Regions from separate parts of the Homo sapiens genome. Here region 1 is linked to region 2. The links are chromatin loops, found by intact Hi-C in ENCODE. Cell type or tissue: transverse colon. All regions are shown on one strand. Links, peaks and the distances in the headings refer to the core of each region. The heading gives the core; the rest is flanking DNA.

Region 1 (9,566 bases), core at 4,333-6,832, 52 kb after region 2:
CTGTTATGTGTCAGGTTCTGAGTAAGGTATTGGGAATGCAATGTTCGACAATATTAATGTGGTTTCTGTCCTCAACCTTCTGTATTAGGGAGGATACAGGCAAGTGAGAAAAGAGTCACAACTGAATGATAAATGCTCTCATGGATCATTGCCATGGGAGTACTTAAAACCCCCAAGGTAAAAACCCATTTGTTCCTAGTGTTCCATTATTGGAACGCTAAGTATGTGGGAGTTTTTTTATTTATTTATTTTTTTGAGATGGAGTCTCGCTCTATTGCCCAGGCTGGAATGCAATGGCATGATCTCAGCTCACTGTAACCTCCCTCTGCCTCCCAGGTTTCAGCAATTCTCCTGCCTGAGCCTCCTGAGTAGCTGGGATTACAGGCGTGCACCACCGCACCTGGCTAATTTTTGTATTTTTAGTAGAGATGGAGTTTTACTATGTTGGCCAGGCTGGTCTCCAACTCCTGACCTCATGATCCACCCACCCCGACCTCCCATATGTGGGAGTTATTTATATCCTACTGCTCAAGATCATTGCCAAGGTCTGATTGCAAAAATTCCAAAAAGTGCAACCTCAGGCATAAATGGGTTAAAGGGTCTCAGACAGGCCAGGTATGGTGGCTCACTCCTGTAATCCCAGCACTTTGGGAGGCAGAGACAAGTGGATCTCTTGAGTCCAGTAGTTCAAGACCAGCCTGGACAACACAGCAAAACCCCGTTTGTACAAAAAGAAATATGAAAAGTAGCTGGGTGTGGTGGTGCATGCCTGTAGTCCCAGCTATTGGGAGGCTGAGGTGATGGGAGGATCACTTGAGCTGAGGAGGTGAAGGTTGCAGTGAGTCAAGATTGCGCCACCACACTCCAGCCTGGGTGACAGAGTGAGACCCTGTCTTGGGGAAAAAAAAAAGAAAAGAAAAGAAAAGAAAAAAAAGGGCCTAAGGCAGAGCTGGATGAGAGATGAAGGAGGAGGTGGTGGTGGTGATGTTGGTGGTGGAGGTGTGCATATAACTCTGCCACTGACCTTAGCTTTCCCTAGCTACATGCGTGGAGAGTCTTTTTAGGACAAAAAGGTAACATTTTCCCCCAATAACTGTGCTTATAAAATTATGGTGCTTCAGCATAGATACATTGATGTTTCTGTGACTGAATAAAGAAATTACTGTTATATTAATTAACAAAATAGCTAAATATTATGAATCCTCACCCAGCATCTGAATATGCCGTTCGGTTTTGCTGGAGAAGCCTCCTTCACTTTAGAGGTTGTGTGGTTCCCATACCTAAACCGGCTGAGAAGCTGCGTTATGGACAGAAGCTGGTGGATGCCAAGACAGACAGGCCATTGCATGGCAGCTGTAGCTGATTATAGCCTGTTAAATTTGTAAAGACACGTGTCATTGTGCCACTCTGCTTCAGTGAAGCCATACATTCTATTCGTGGATGTTTGGGGCCTGAGTTCCCCCAAGGTTTCAGCTCTGAGGTGGCACATCTCCTTGTTGTGTAGGGAGCCAGGGACATTGGAGTGATATCTCCTTGGCTTAATAATAGGGAAAATTGCATGAGCAAGGGATTGAAACAAAAGACTGAGATTAAAATATGTAGCCCTAAAGTTTTATTTTTATTGTCATATGGCCCTGAGCCTATAATCGGCTAAAAATCCCAATTCAGGGCTGGGCACAGTGGCTCATGCCTGTAATCCCAGCACTTTGGGAGGCCTAGGCGGGTGGGATCACCTGAGATCAGGAGTTTGAGACCAGCCTGACCAACATGGTGAAACCATGTCTCTACTAAATACAAAAAAATTAGCTGGGCATGGTGGCACATGCCTGTAATCCCAGCTACATGGGAGGCTGAGGCAGGAGAATTGCTTCAACAGGGGAGGCACAGAGGTTGCAGTGAGTCAAGATTGTGCCATTGCACTCCAGCCTGGGTAACAGAGTGAAACTCTGTGTTAAAAAAAAAAAAATCCCAATCCAATTTCTGGCAAGTTTTTTATTAGTTAAATGTGGAAATTAGTACATGTAAAATGACACCAGGCTACCTACATGACGGGCTAACCTCTGCCCTGTGGGTTTAGAGATGCAGAGAGGTTTAAGGGAGAACATGACATAAGACCTTGACCTCTCTGGACCACGTGGTATGGGCTGGGGGAATCTCTGAGAAGGCTAGAACTGTAGAGTTGTGAGCATTTAACAAGAGAATGCTATGAGAGCACTTAGAATATATAATAAGCACTCAATAACTGTTCTTCTTTTTCTGTTTCCTAAAATCTTTTCCCTCATCACCGTGGCCCTCAGATCTTTACAACTCTTCTGCCAACCTGTTTGGGGACATAGAACAGGCTTTGTGGAAACAGGACTATGATAACAGGGCCACAGTTTCTACTCTTGCTTTCAGGGCAAGGACATAGTTTTGTCAAATTAAATGATGGTTCTGGAGTATTTTAAACCTTGAATCGAAGTATCTCTCAGATTTTTTTTTTTAATTTTAAAAATATAATACTTTATTGAGGGGTTAAGATGTCATTATGAGACAGGATAGAAATTTAACCTTGAAGACCTTTCAGTGGCTCATCCAAGGCCACAGAGCAAATAAAAACCATACCCATCATATAGAATATCCGAATGGGGTGCCAGAAAAGTCACAACTCAGAGGGTCAATGATTTTTTTTTTCAAGAGCATAAATCCAAGTTTATTTATTGACTTTTCGTTAGTTTAGATCCTTGAGGGGTACAGCATCACTCGGATTCTGTGTCCAATAGCCTTAGCAGGAAGATTACTTCGGAATTTGGCACGAACCAGGCCACTGTTTCCATGAGCATGAGTTACCTTTCCCCCGATTACTCTGGTTTTGTTTGGTTTGCTGCCAGGAGTCACTGGGTTGTTCTTTGCTTTGTATACATAAGCACATCTCTTGCCCAAATAGAATTCTGTTTCATCTCAGGCATAAACAACTTCAATTTTTAGAAGAGGTGTGTGCTCCCTTTGGTTCCAGAGATCCTGCTTATAGCCGGCAAAAATGGCATTGGACCACAGCCTTCCAGATATAGTTCCTTTTAGAAGTCCTGTTCCCAGCAGGCCTCCACAGGAGCCAAGATGGCGGGAAGAGCAATGATTTGTAACTCCTGGGTAAACAGTAATATAAGGGTCCCAATCCCTGTCCTTCGCGGGTGTTCGAGTCAGAGTCCAGGTTCCTCGCAGTCAGATTTCTGCCCCTGTGGTTGTGTCTGCTTTAGCCGTCATCTGTGAGTGTCAAGTTGGGATTTCCTGTCTTCCTCAGCCACCAGAAGTGCCTGGGTTTCCTCAAACACGTCGCATCTGGTCACCCCGTCAAGGCCCAAAGACAGATCATCGGGATGTTGTGTGCAAAAGAGCAAGGCCCTCATTTATTAGTGTTTGTTCCCCGCCTTCCTTCCTTCCCTCCCTTCCTTTCTCACCTGAAAAACAAAATAAAGGAAGGAACATCAGAGCGGTATCTCTTAGGCTTAAAAATGGGAACACTGCATGAGAAGGGGATTGAAATGAAAGACTGAGATTAAAATATGTATTTTTCTCACCTGAAAAAGAAAATAAAGCAGAAACAATTTGGAAGAAGTAGAAAGATAGCTGAGTTAGGAACCTAAGTTCAGACATTTCTATTGCTAAGTACCAAATGTAGCTCTGCATTTCCTAGAAGTGAAGCAAAACTACTTAAGCAGTCCAAGGGTAGAAAATAGGCTATATTAGCAAGTTGGAAATAATACATTTGTGAGTAATTCTAATTCTGCAGAATGAATTTTAGAAGATTTAACTAGAGAGAGATATAAAAAGTGTGTCCTAGTTCTCATCATCTTCATTTCTTCATTCTTTCTTTCCATCAATCACTATTTGTAATTAAATAAGATTGCATATTTTCTTGTTTATTGTCCGCTTTTCTGATCAGACTATAATCTTCTTGAGGGCAGGGACTATGCCCACATTGTTTACTACTGGATACCCAGGGTCTAGCACAATGACTTTAAACAGAGTAAATGCTCATAACTTTTGGTGAACACATGAGTGAATAAAAAATTTTGAAATGGTACATTTTCTGATAACATACACAGGTAAGTAAACAGAGTCAAAAGAACTACATCAAGAATGAGATCAAAAATGATATTACATCAGATGTTACAATTTAAGAGATCTAAGACCAATAGTAGCTTAGCAGCCTATGTTTGGTTTTGCCTATCAGTCTGTTTCCAATGGAGCTAAGATATTGAAGAGTAAACAATTAAGAAGGCATTGCCAAATAATATAGCTAAATCTCTCCTACCTGTGTAACTTATGGAACTGAATATCACATCTGTGTCATTTTTACTAAGGGATTCACAGACCAGCCCCCATAGAATTTTTCTCTCTTAGGTAGAAAGACAGGGATGACCATATCCTATCAATGATGAAAGAGAGAGGTGACCTGTGTAAATCCAAATGGTGAGTCAGTGATGGAGATTCCAGAATGACTACTGAGCTGTAGGGCCCTCCCTGAGTCACTGAATTCTTCTGAGCCTCATCTGCATGGGCGCATGGGTCCTATAATAGATGGCCTGCTATCTGTCTCACGGGGTTATTGAGAGAATTCCATCTCCCAGTAGATGTGAAAGTCTTTCAGAGACACATTACATAAACATAATATAAGAAAGCTTTTTTTTTTTTTTTTTTTGCCTGCCAGCATGTAGTTCTGTGTTACTTGGGGAAGCCTAAATTGCTGAAACAGACCTAAAAAGTAATGTCTTAAATGAAAAAGGAGTTTCATTCCTTCTCACATCACAGTCCAGAGTGGTTTTGGTGGTGAGAGCACTGGTAGTCTGGCGGTGGCTGAGGATTCTGCTCCATAGAGTCATTGAAGGACTTAAGTTGACTGAAGCTCTGCCATCCTTAACATGTGACTCGTGGTTGCTGTGGGCAATGCCTTTGTCACTCATAGGAGTGACAATGAGTTTAATGGCCCAGGCCTGGAAGTGGCACTATTGACTTCTATTCATTGGAGGGGATTTCTTTACATAGCCACTCCCAAAGTCAAAAGAAGTTGGGAAGCGCAGTGCAGATGGGCAGCCCTGTGCCTTCTTCTCTAATGGAAGTTGAGAATGGGTTTTGGTGGGCAGTCAGCAGCCTCTGCTTCTGTTCTTTTATTCTGATAAAGTCAAATATTCCCCTTATAGGATCTTATATCACCATGTACCTCATATCCTTTGTACTAATCAAAGATATAATTTTACATAATATGTTTATTTGATTAACTTTGCACCACTGAACAAGGGCAAGGGTCATACCTCTTGTCATCGTGTGTCTCCAGCACTTAACACAGTGCCAGGCTTGCAATACAACTTCTGTAAATAATTTTTTCCATGAGAAAGAATGCATGAACATATAAAAATATTGATTAATACTGAAGAACCTCAAGTGAGACAGTCTGGATGTGTCTGATGAGGTCTGGGGCCTTGCCCTCATCAGGCATCTCTTTGTGACTTTTGATACACTTGGAGAAAGGAGGTGTGGTAGGTAGAATTCTAAGTTGACCACAGTGACCCTTGTGCTTGTATAATCTCCTCTCTTTGTGAGTAGGTGAATATGATGAGACATCATTCCATGACAAGGTTATGTTGTATGGCACAGTTGACTTCAAGAAAGGGAAATATATTCTAGGTGGATATGACCTACTCAGATGAGTCCTTAAAAGGGACTGGCTCTGGCCAGGTGCGGTGGCTCACACCTGTAATCCCAGCACTTTGGGAGGCCGAGGAGGGTGGATCACCAGAGGTCAGGCGTTCCAGACCAGCCTGGCCAACATGGTGAAACCCGGTCTCTACTAAAAATACAAAAATTAGCCAGGCATGGTGGCAGGCGCCTGTAGTCCCAGCTACTTGGGCGGCTGAGGCAGGAGAATTGCTTGAACCTGGGAGGCAGAGGTTGCAGTTAGAAAAGATTTTAGGTGTTCTCAGTACATGCACATGTGCGTGCACACACACACACACACACACACACACACACACACACACATCCACTCACAAAGAAAAAGAAAATAAAAAGGTAACTGTGAGGAGATGGATATAAATTTGCTTGACTGCAGTAATCATTCCACTATGTATATGTATATCAAAACATGTTGTATACCTTAAATACATAGAACACAATAAAAATAAATAATTTCTAAAAAGCCCAGAACAGTTAATGTCAAAATGTTGCTCCCTTCTACTTGCCAGGATGAATGCGGCATCTGGACTGGGGCCAGGCATGAGTGGACGGAAAGCAGGACCACCGGTCATTTACACAGCTTGTCCATTGGCAAGTGCTGCTGAGCCTAGGCAAATCATCCATGGATTGAGGGTGAGTAATGAAAATTAGCCTACCTAAGGTTAAGGAAGAAGCCTGCAGTATAAGGGGGAGGCAAGTATATCTGGCAGACTCAGAGGAAGAGCAGAACTTTGAAAAATAATCCATGGTACCATCCACAGAAAAAATGTTACCATTCTCAAAGGATTGCATGAAGAAAAAATATATTTCAAAAGGACCAGACTTCATAGTGTCTGTCCCTACTTAGTTATACTTGAAGAAAGAGAAAATGCAGATGGCCTTGGCTCCATTCTGTCCACTTGAGTGCCATTTATGTCCCTTTTAGTGTCGCTGTTGGGGGGCAAGTTGAGGTGTTTGGTTCTAGCTTCTTGGCCTCCAAGATTTTCTCTGTTTCTAGATATCAATGTGATTTTTAATCTCTTTTATTAATTACAATGATAAAGCAAAAATAGTCCAGGCTTGGCAGTGTGTTATATCTGCCTTAGATTTTGGAAATGTAGTATGTTTTTATCTTTTCCGCTTACAATGATATTTTGTTGAAAAACTTGGAGGGTCCGCACTGGGGCTGCCATTCCAAACTGAAGGTCTCATCTTAAGTTCTTTTTAATAATAGTTAATAATAGTAAAAAATTTTGTTTATTCAAAAATTACTAAAGGCATTTAAGATATTTAAAAACAAATTAGTTGTTTTTATAAGCAAGAAGTTAACATTACTGGATATGATCTCCTATTTAAGAATTTTGTTTAGCCTGGCGCAGTGGCTCATGCCTGTAATCCCAGCACTTTGGGAGGCTGAGGCGGGCGGATCACGAGGTAAGGAGTTTGAGACCAGCCTGGCCAATATGGTGAAACTCCCATCTCTACTAAAAATACAAAAATTAGCTGGGTGTGGTGGTGTGTGCCTGTAGTCCCAGCTACTCGGGAGGCTGAGGCAGAAGAATCGCTTGAACCTGGGAGTGGAGGTTGCAGTGAGCCAAGATCGTGCCACTGCACTCCAGCCTGGGTGACAGAGCGAGACTACATCTCAAAAAAAAAAAAAAAAGAATTTTGTTTAAAAATAGTTAAAACTGATAAATAAAATGAAAATGTGAATAATAAGGGGCAAGCCTGCCACATATCTGTGGACCACACAACTCCAGGGAATGAATGATGCACTTGGAGTTAAGTGAGCACCTCTGATCAGACTAAAATCATCTCATCCAGTGAGTAAATGACATACCCATAATTAAATGTTTAAATTTTATCAAATGTTGATATCTAAAGCCACATTTGAACAAAAAGACAAAATACAGGGTTTGTAAATAATTTTCCTTTCACATGACTGATGATTGAGAGTGGCCCCCTGAAGAACTGTGTTAAAAAGGATTCTGAGTCTATATTTAAACCTAGAGGGGAGAAGGGGTCAGGATCAATTGTTCCTGGTTGTCACAGTCACTGACAGTGGAGTGGCAATACCTGTGTAGTGCTTTTGTTATCCCTAGTGTAAAATACGGGAAAAACATAAATCGAGAAAAAGAAACTATAAAAACCAAGTAGATTAGTCTCAAAAAAATCAAAGATGTCTTTCCTCAATTTAACATGTTACCAGTCTAACAGTGTATGTAAAGCCCTGTACAATGATCTATGGGGCTGTTAGATAGAGCTGAGATCACATCAAACCCATGGACACCCGTTTCAAACCTAACTGCCAAAACTTTTGCTTTTATTCAAACAGAAGAATAATGACAGTCATTACAAAGTAATCCTGCTGAACATTTTGTAGTGCATCACATTCAGGTGACCTCACAATGATAAAAAAAGAAATTGCTTTTGTGGTGTTCATTTTAAAAATGTTTTCTGAAATATTCATTTTATGATTGTATTAGTCTGCCTGGGCTGCCATCACATGCTACTACAGACTGGGTGACTTAAACGACAGAAATGTATTTTCTCAAAGTTCTGGAGGTTGGAAATCTGGAAGTCCAAGGTCAAGGTGCCAGCAGGCTTGGTTTCTGGCGAGGCCTTTCTCCTCAGCTCGCAGATCGTACCTCCTTGCTCTGTCCTCTCATTGCCCATCTCTCTGTGGCACACATGTTGAGAGAGAGCTCTCTGTTGTTGCTTCTTCTTATAGGACATCTGTCCTACTGGACTAGACTTAATATTCATTACCTTCTTAAAGGCCCTGTCTCTAGAGTCACATAGGGGTTAGGGCTTCAATGTATGAATTTGTGGGGCTGGGGAAGACACAATTCAGTCTCTAACAATGATATGCAACAATGTCTTGAGTTGCATATGATCTCCTACAGGGGACAGCCACATGCTTACCTTCCTACAACGCATGGAAGAATGCAATCAGTGCTGGAGGGTGGAGTATAGATACAGCCAAGTGCTCAGGGAATTAAGTTACCAAGGGTAACAGCCACAGCCTTTTCTCCAAGTCAACTTTTTCCTTATCTCTTTAGCTGCTTACATTTCCCTAAACATCAATGGAATCTGCATCAGTTGGGTTTTCAAATTGTGTTCTACAGAGCCTTAGTGTTTCATGGTTGTATTTTAGTGATTCCTAAATGCGTGATTTAGATTTCATGTACAAATATATTCAACTATTAAAACATGATATGTGAAATAACTCAAGTGTGTTATGTACCAAATTTTAACACATTCAGGACCACTTATATGACAATTTATTGTGCCAGGTTATCTTGACTTTCTGTAGGCCTTGGAATAAAACCCCTGCCATTTCTGCCTAATTGAAGAATAGCTTGAGAATACAGACAAGCTGTCAGAAACAGGTTATCTGTGCAAACAAACAAAAAATATGCAAATAACTTGGACGCAAAGGTTATTACATAATTTCATGTAAATCTCTGATTTCTGCATTTTTTTCTTTCATTAAAACAAACTGACTTAATATAATTGTTACATATATGAACGCATACGTTTAGTAAATACATGATCATAAATAATGTATTTATATTTGTTTATTGTAAAATTTCGCTTGAGAGTAGAGCTGCTGCTAAAGCAGGTTTGAAAACCTCTGCTCTGTTTGTTTACATGTATTCTGTGTTGCATGCGCTGTTAAACAACTAAAAACTGTGCAAGCTTATCATAGGATATCTCCCAAACAGTGAGAGGTCTGACATAAAACACACAGTAGAGATCAGGCACATGGAAGTCTAGAAGGGTGCCCGTGAGTCATGGGTTTTGCAGCCTGACAGTGAGCAGTCGTTCATTATAAATCATTCGAATTTTAATTTTAAAAATTAGTGTAGGGA
Region 2 (9,566 bases), core at 3,688-6,187:
GCCTGGTCTCAAACTCCCAGGGTGAAGCAATCCTCCCACTGGGCCTCCCAAAGTGCTGGGATTACAGGCATGAGCCACTGTGCCCAGCCCCCTACCAGTTCTTCTATTTCATGGGGATCCCCATCTACTAACCCCACCACTTTTCATTATTCAGCATTTCATTATCAAGCTTTCCAGTCTCATTCTCTCTTCATCCAGCTTAGATTTACTTAAAAGCACATTCCTTTGAAAATCTGAATAATGCTTTTTATTTCCTTTCTGTTTTTTTGCAAATGTCCCCCCTGCTTGGTTTAGAGCACGAGATTTCCCATGTTGAAGGTGTTGACGCTATGTTCTGTCACTGTAATTAACCCCTGGGAAATTAGGAGTTTAAGTTAACTGTCTTGCCTTCCTGTCTTCCTTCATAGTGTTTACTTGGCAAAACAAACAAACTAACAAAAATAAAACTAAAGTGAAAACAAAAACCCTACCATTATGAAAGCCAACTACTTGCCCACTTTGAGCACCTGAATGGGGTTGGAATAGCTAATACCAGTAAACTAACTATTCTCCTAATTTTCAAATCAGCACTTGACACTTCCTGGCTTTCCTTGAATGTTCTGTTTACTCTCTGACTCTTCAAAATAACATTTACACAATTTCCTCTCTCTCCTCCAACCTTTAGTGTCATTCTGTTCCTACACTTTCTCAGCTGATGGTTTCCCTTTACACGGCTGATAAAAGCAGGTGGCAACTTGCTCAACTTTCTCCTTCACACTGCCATTACTTGGTTCTCATCTTTCCCAATGTCTCAGCAGAAGAGCAGCCTCTCCATCCTTCATGAAACACTTTCTTTTCTTGGCCTCTAGGACAGCACACTTTCCTAGTTTTCCTCCTTTCTCCCTGGCGACTTCTTAGCCTCCTTTACTGGATTCTCCTAAATGTTAGTGTACCCAACGGCTTAGCCCTTGGCCCATTTCTTTATCTACACTGATGCTGACCCCATTCTCACACATGCTGATTTATTTTGGGGTTAGGAACTGGGCAGAAGTATTTATTTATTTTTTATTTTGAGTAGAGACGAGGGTCTCACTATGTTGCCCAGGCTGGTCTCGAACTCCTGGCTTCAAGCAATCCTCTCACCTCGGGCTCCCAAAGTGTTGGGATTACAGGCCTGAGCCACCGTGCCCAGCCACAAGTGTTTCTTAGGGTTTTCAGATAATTTTGTTGCAAAGTGAGGACTGTGGACCTTTTACCCACCCTAGGTGATTTCAATCCTTCCGACGGTGTTCATTGCATCTACATGTTGAGCACTCCCAAATTTTTCTCTCCATTCAACTCTCAACTAGACGTAGATACCCCTGTCTGATGGATTTTTCAGTAGATATCTCAAATGTGAAATTCCTGGACATCTGTTCCCAGTCCAACCTATACTTTCTCCAGCCTTCTTTCTCTCTGTAAATGGCGTCAATTTTAACCCAGTTGCTCAGTAAAACAAAATCAACCAACCACTGTGATTTGTCCTTGGTTCTATTTTTCTCCACATCCAGCCCACTAGCAAGTCCCATCCCCTCTATTTATAATGTATATCCCAAATTTGCTACTCTTCTGTATCCTTGCTGGTATCTCTCTAGTCCAAGCCACCATCATCTCTTGCCTGGATTACTACAATAATCTCCTAGCTGAACTTCCTGCTTCTACCTTTTCACTTCACCTCCTCTTTCAATTTATTCTCTACACAGGAGTCAAACTGGTCGTCTGAAAACATAAATCACTTTATATCCCTCTCTCCCTCTCTTGCTTATGCCTACTGAAGGCTTTGCATTGCATTTTGAATAAAGTTGCAACTTCATGCCTTGGCGTAAAACCTCTTTGTGAACTGACTCCTGTCTACGTCTCAAACTGCACGTTCCCGTCTCCTAGTCTCCCACTAAGCTCTAGCCACATGGGCCTACTTTCTGTTACTCAAATACGCCAAGCTTATTTCTGTTCCTTCTATGTAGCCTTAAGCATTTTCTGTTCCTTCTATGTAAAATGTCCCTCCTCTTCCTGCTCCCCCATCCCTTTCTTTGATTGGCTCTTTTGAATCATTCAGGACTCAGCTCACATGCCACATCCAAAGGGAAGCCTTTCTTGATGAGAATAGCTTTTTCCTTACTTATTCAGTATATGTCCTTATGTAAGGTACACAGTACTTATCACACACAATCTGAAAGTTATATTGGTTTTTGGTTTGTCTTGTTTACTTCTGTTTTCTCTCTCCTGTTCTAGAATATGTTCCATAAAAACAAAGCTCTTACCTGTTTTTCTAGTCGCATCTCCAATGTTTAGATGCTTCAAATACATTTGTTGAATATACTCAGAAATGGAAAACCTACAGTAAAAATAATCAGTGTTGAGGATTAGATATATTTAAATAGAGAACTAGAACACAATACTTGAAGGATGATAATTACAAAACAGATTATAAGTATTAAAAACTTTGATACAGTTAAAATAACAAGATAAGCTATAAAACTAAGAATGTGAAGGCAATTATAAAAGACTAATTTTCCTTTTTTTTTTTTCAGTTAATTTAGAAAGGTTATTTTGCCAAGGTTGAGGACGTGCCCGTGACACAGCCTCAGGAAGTCCTGACAACATGTACCCAAGATGGTCGGGGCACAGCTTGGTTCCATACATTTTAGGGAGACATGTGACATCAATCAATATATGTAAGAAGTACATTAACTCCATCCAGAAGGGTGGAGACAACTCAAAACAAGCCACCCACCCCCTCTCCAGTCATCCCGGGGGCTTCCAGGCCACAGGTAAGTGAGAGACAAATGTTGCATTCTTTTGAGTTTCTGATAGGTTAAAAGACTACTTCTCTTATTGTTCAAAGTAGTTATTCTTTTTTTTTTAATTTAATTTTTTTGGTGACAAGGTCTCACTCTTTCACCCAGGATGGAGTGTAGTGGCGTGATCTCAGCTTACTGTAGCCTCAACCTCCTGGGCTCAAGTGATCCTCCCACCTCAGCCTCCTGAGTCGCTGGGACAACAGGTGTGCACCACCACACCCAGCTAATTTTTGTAGGGTTTTTGTGTGTGTGTGTGTGTGTGTGTGTAGGGACAGGGTTTCAACATGTTGCCCATGCTGGTCTCAAACTCCTGTGCTCAAACCATCTGCTTGACTCGGCCTCCCAAAACGCTAGGATTACAGGCATAAACCACCACTGCAAATGGCCAGGAATGTCTTTTAATTTTGCTTTCTAAACTTGTTCTGTTGTTAAATTCAAGTACAATAAAAAATAAATAAGGTTTGGGGAAAAATGCATTTGAAAAAATACAATTAAATCTTACATTTTAAAACACAGCATATAGAATATATCCCATTTTATATTTTTTACTCTATCTATCCCCCTTCATGTTGACATATATTAATATAAAAGAGAGATTACAAAGAGACAAGGGATGATTATCTCTGGGTTGTGGGAGTTCTGGGGCTGTTTTCATAATTAAAAAATATTTTATTGCTTAAATTTTTAAAAAAGGAGCATGTGCCACTTTTATAAAATCAACAAAGTAAAGAAATAGTGAATAAAAGATGAAAAGTAAACAGTATTTGTGTAGAGAATACACTCTTTCAAGAAGCTGCTGTGAGGAAGAGAATTGAGAGAATTCAAATTAAGGAAATTCTCTCCAAAGCTTTGCCTCCTTGCTTCTTGTTGAAGAAGGGAGGTACTGGGATATAACTGAATGCTGATGAGATTGATTCAGAAGCAAGGATGTGTACATATGGCATATTCAGAAAAGAAAAAATGATCTATAGTGCAAGAATCCTTCCTGAGAAGGGGAGAGTGGGTGGTTTCACAGGGCCCATTGCAAACTAGTGTGTTAAGAGGTGGGAGAGAGGGGAAAGGAGAATATGGGTGTGGGCAGGTGCAGACGGGTATGTAGATTTCGAACCAGTGGTAGAAAGTTGAAAGGTTTAATAGCTGATTACTTGTATTGTCTCAGTGAAATTGGAGACAAATCATTACTTGAGAATGGGTGGTGGGCTGGGTGTGGTGGCTCACGCCTGTAACCCCAGCACTTTGGTAGGCCAAGGCGAGAGGATCACTTGAGCTCATGAGTTTGAGACCAGCCCAGGCAACATAGAGGGGCCCTGTCTCTAAAAAAAATATATAAAAAACCAAATTAGCCAGGAGTGATGGTGTGTGCTTGTAGTCTCAGCTACTCAGGAGGCTAAGGTGGGAGGATCACTTGAGCCTGGGAGGTTAAGGCTGCAGTGAGCCGTGATAGCACCACTGCACTCTGGCCTGGGTAATAAAATGAGATTTTGTCTGAGAGAGAGAGAGAGAGAGAGAGAGAGAGAGAGAGAGAGAGAGAGATAATAGGTAGTGGGAATTTTGAGGAAATTGCAAAAAGTATGAAAGGGTAGAAAATGTACTATACTACTGTAGACATATAATAAGATTAGTGGACACTGTTGAGGGCTTAGTTGAGATTGCTGATTGTAAATATAAAGTGACAGCAATCTGTATGTTTCAATGATATTTCTCCAGCCTTGCTCAGCTGTTTGGGTGCAGGTGTGGAGAAAGGGGTTGGTTGAGCTCACTCATGATAGGTGCTCTGCTCAGAGTGTGTGAAACAATGAGAAGATGGTTCAAGGGGAGTTCAGAAATTTGCAGGATGAGGATTGTAATGGAATCTAACATGGATGAAGAGAGAAGTGAAGAAGCTCTGATGAGTGAGAAATCTGTGAGTTGAAGAGGTGTAATCTGTGAGTTGAAGAGGATGACAAATTTGAAGAAATTTTGTCCCCAGGGCATGAGCTGTATGTCTTCCATTCAAATACAGAGAAAGAAGACTGGCCAGAGTATTCATATTAAAGTTCTAGTCCCAGCTCCTCTGGGATGAATAGTTTTGTGGTTTGGCATAAGCCTTTCACCTGGGACTCAGTTTCCTTATCTGTAAATAAAAGGCTTGACTTGGATCAGTATATCTCAAATTTCAGGGCACACACAAATTAATTGAGTATCTTGTTAAAATGCAGATTTTGATGCAGTAGGTCTTGGGTGGGGTCTGGGGTTTTGTATTTATAATAAGCTTCCACATGATTCCTGTGCTGCTGGTCCATGGACCATACTTTGAGTAGCAAGGAACAGATAAATTCTATAGGCTTCAAAATTCTGATTATAAATCTTGGACCTTGAACTACGTTTTCACCTCCTCCTTGTCTTCTTTTTTTTTGAGCTTTGTCAATTCATCTTGAAACCAAATCTTGGGACACTTCTTTTGATTTCCCTTAACTGGGCAGGAAGTAAATAGAGAAAGATGCAAACCCTGCAGAATGACCAACACCCAGTAACGGAAACAGAGGGTTCTGATGACGTCTTACAGCTTGTGCCTGGGTGGGGGTAAATGGTACTGCCTTTTCCCAGGCATGGTGTGTCGAACAGGAACGTACTATCAGGCAGGAAATGGCTCCAATACAAACAGGGACACCAGAGATCAGGCTAGACGAGAGACCGATCACAGCAAATGGCATACTACAGACAGCTACTCAGATCAATTTCCTTCCTCTGTCATGTCAAAAGGTTTTGCTGCGTCAAGATTCCTTTGCCTAAAAAACATATGTTCCCAGTCTAATATATTTAAAGCTGATCACCACAAATCTACTCAGGCAACTTTAGGTTTCATTTTATCTTGAGGCTAGAGCCTACTGGAAGATCATCTGGTAATGACTTAGAGAAACCCACTTAAACTGTTCCCATATTGAATGTTTCCCATATGTAATGTTTACATTTCAAAAGGTCTCGACTATTAGAATGTGTTTTTCTGGGCTGAACATGTTTTTCACAGGCAATAAACTCATGTTTCAATTATTAGAAAAATAGTAAGTGCTTTAGCAGGCTGAATTTGATATATTGGATCCAAAAGCAGAATTTATTATAAGGAGAAATCGCTGAAAGAAATGAACATAAGATGTTTGTAACAGTCATAACTATTTGAGGACAGTTTTTGTTTAATGATAGCGATGGTAGGAAATGCTGAGGATGAGCAATTTAGGGAAGAGCCAGAATCAACGTTTCCTTTCAGGATCTGGTTCAATGGAGGAGGAAATCATTCCGAGAAATACTTATCAGCTTGATATCACACACAAAACTGACCATAGGCCAAGTTTAGAAAGGACTGTGAAAGGCACACTCAGGGTCTGAATATCAACTTCCAGCCTTTCATCTGGTGGGCAACCTGCTTTCTTAGAGAGGGAGCTCTGCCACCCTGAGACTGAAGAAGGGGTTGATATCGTTTAATAGCCCCTTCTTGCTTTCCAAAGGTCAGTTGGCCCCACATTTGAGGATGGCAAAAAAAAAAAAAAAAAAAAAAAAAAAAAAAAAAAGAAGAGAGAGAGAGAGCAAAAAAGAGCCATCTTATCTAAGGTCTGCCTGTTAGGTTTTCTTTAAATATTCTGACTCCATCCAAGAAATGTCTTGGAATGTATTTTACATTAATCTAAGCCATCTTTATCTCCAGGAAATGATTGGGTCTCACAGATGAAAGTAAGGGTGTTTATTGCTAGCAGCCATTTGCAGTGGAGAGAGCAATCTACTGAACTGTGAAAAGAGCAGTCACAAAAGTCCATTTCCACAGGAGAAGAACACTGTGCACATAAACACGAATGAACTCAATAAATGCAAATGAACTCTCTGCTTGCTCTCCTCCCTCACTTCTTACTGGGCCTCCATACATACTATTGAATTCACAGGCCCTGAAATAGATGACAGCATTGAGTAATTAAGCTGAAATATCACACTAGGTCACTTTAATTATAAAGCCAGAGCTCATTAATGGATGGAAACATGGAAGCAGGAATTGGAATAACCTTGCTTAAAATGCATTAAGTTATCATTTTGCAAAGCCAAGAAATTTCAAGGATTTTCACAATAGGCATTGTGGAGATTTTTTTTCTAAAGGGCTGGGTAGGGGTATGAATGGATTATAAGACTGCAAATTGCTTTGAATAAAGTAGAGGTTTTTTTTTTTTTTTTTTTTTTTTTTTTTAATAGAAGGAGTTTCTACTACATGTAGCAAATTAAATTCCAGATGTTATATCACTACAAAATCTCTACCAGATGTCCAAACTCATGGTGGCTGGGATGTTTATTGCAAGTAAGGCATTAAGCACCTGTTCTACAGAGACCTCCCCTTACCTTTTCATCTGTACTAGCACGTTAATCATGCAGGAGCGATGAAATATTTAGTCCTCACTGGATAATTAAAGAGGCCAGGAAAAATTCTAAAACTGTTAATTACTCTAAATGCCATTTAAGTAAATGACTACAGTGCTCCTCTTGGGATATTTCTGAAGACTTATCAAGAACACTTTCAAAATATGAGATTCCATTTTTGGAAGCTAATTCAAGGTGGAAAAAGGACTTCAGACCAAATAATCTAACCTAAAGGACAGTTATCCACATTTAGCATATGTCCTGGTTTGAAAAAAAAAAGCAGCCCCAATTGCTGCTATAAAATATCTCATTTGCTCAAGAGTCACTTATGGCAGAACCTTCAGTTTTAGAAGCCTCTGTCTTTTCTGTTGCATAACGTAAATGAACACTGATCTGTAAGCACATTGCCAGTCAGTGCGGCGGCACTCCCAGGCTGTCGGAGGTGGACCCTTAGACAAGTCACTTCTCTCTTTGGTGTCATACTTCAATCTGAATGTAAATTTGAATTCTACAGTTTAAGATCTGTGTTAAAAATAAGTTAGTTATGATTACAATCATTGCTACTTTTGAGTGAATGCTGAAATTTCCACTAAGTCAATCAGAATTTAACCAATTTCTGGCATATGTAATGATATTGTCTCTGTAGCTTGCTGTTTGATAGGGAGGTTGAGCAAGAGGAAGTAAATAAGGAGGCTTTCTTTGAGGCTCATACTACCATGTCATCTGTCCTTCACACATTCTCTCTTCTTATCTACAGTCGCTTTAGATGGCAAGACAAATTACCTTTTTATGATCTTCTTTTGCCTTCTGAGACCTGCCCTTATGAAGGAATTAGCCTGAATTTCTTTAAAAATTTTTTAAAAGATCTTATTTTTTTTCAGAGCTGCTTTAGGTTCACAACAAAATCAAGCAGAAAGTTCACCTTCACACATGCACAGTCTTCCCTACTATCAACATTCTGCACCAGCGGGGTGCATTTGTTACAATCGATGAACCTACCTATCATTACATTTTCCAGAAACTGGTTAAATTCTGATTGATTTAGTGGAAATTTCAGCATTCACTCAAAAGTAGCAATGATTGTAATCATAACTAACTTATTTTTAACATAGATCTTAAACCGTAGAACTCAAACTGACATTCAGACTGAAGTAAAACAGCAAAGAAAGAAGTGGCTTGCTTGAGGGCCCACCCCCACCAGCCTGGGAGTGCCCTGCCCCACTGACGGGCCATGTGCTTACAGATACAATGTTCAATTTACATATTGCCTTTTTATGATCTTCTTTTACCTTCTGAGACTTGCCCTGATGATGGAATTAGCCAGAATTTCTTTTAAAAAAAATCAAATTCAATCCTTTGACATATCATCACCCAAAGTCCATAGTTTGCATTAGGGTTCACTCTTGGTGTTGTACATTCCATGAGTTTGGACAAATGTGTAATGACATGTATTCACCATTATACTACCATACAGAGTAGATTCCCTGCCCTAAAAATCCTCCGTGCTCTGCCTATTCATGCTTCCAGCCCCTCTAACCCCCAGCAGCTATCAGCCTTTTTACTATCTCCATCGTTTTGACTTTTTCCGAGCATTATATAGTTGGAATTATGCAGTATGTAGTCTTTTCAGACTGGCTTCTTTCACTTAGATATGCATTTAGATTTCCTCCATGTCTTTTTAGGGCTGGATTTCTTTTTATTTACATAAAATGTGGGAATAGGGAGAGTGAAAGCGCATGATTGCTCGTCAGGAGTTGAGGCTCCAGTTCCTTCTACAATAAGGTCCCAGGCTAACACACCTTTGATTTTGATAGCCCCCAAATCAACCTGGAAAGTGTTTATATGCTAGTTATCCTAAACTTGTTTTGCCACTGTGATGTTCACATCTGCTTGCTATTCTCCTGCCCTCCTATTGTTTTCCATCCAATAAGCACAATCTACTAGACTTAAGATGGCTATTGTTATAAGAGGTGGATCTTTATTCATTTCTACAAAGAAAAGGATAGAAAGAATATTTTAATGTTTTTCTACTCAGACTAGTTTGTCTTCTAATTCTATCTTCCTGCTTCAGTAGAGGGCACTCCGACCTTACCTAGAGCCCAGTGTTTTTTCATTTGACCAGTTTTGGAAAGTAGCTGGTTTATCCTATCGGTCCTTCAGTTTAATAGTCAGCAGTGAGCACACAGCGGACATAGAAACCAGACGGACTAGACTAAGGCTCAGTCCTATCCTGTATGATCCTGAAGCCCTTTGTTATCCCTCCCCTAAAGCCCCTACTATTTTCTATTGCAATTCATGCATTTATGTGTAGTCTTTCTGACCAGTCTGTGAACTCTTTGGGCCTGGGACCCCTATATTTCATCCTTGAGCTGT

Evidence for each region. Peaks named below come from ENCODE experiments on the same cell type or tissue, not always from the same donor. Only the 100,000 strongest peaks of a DNase experiment are listed, where the experiment ranks them.
Region 1: a loop joins it to region 2, with 11 times the contacts of the local background. A loop is called at or near these places in 3 of 110 quality-filtered maps.

Annotation. Positions count from the first base shown.
Region 1 is chr9:71,583,083-71,592,648 of GRCh38, reverse strand. It overlaps the pseudogene RPL35AP21. Among named protein-coding and RNA genes, the nearest start is that of CEMIP2, 180 kb to the left of the region's middle. In transverse colon, for the core only: no CTCF peak of the experiment used is centred there; no DNase peak of the experiment used is centred there.
Region 2 is chr9:71,634,665-71,644,230 of GRCh38, reverse strand. No RefSeq gene overlaps it. Among named protein-coding and RNA genes, the nearest start is that of CEMIP2, 130 kb to the left of the region's middle. In transverse colon, for the core only: no CTCF peak of the experiment used is centred there; no DNase peak of the experiment used is centred there; H3K27ac peaks cover 1,010 bases.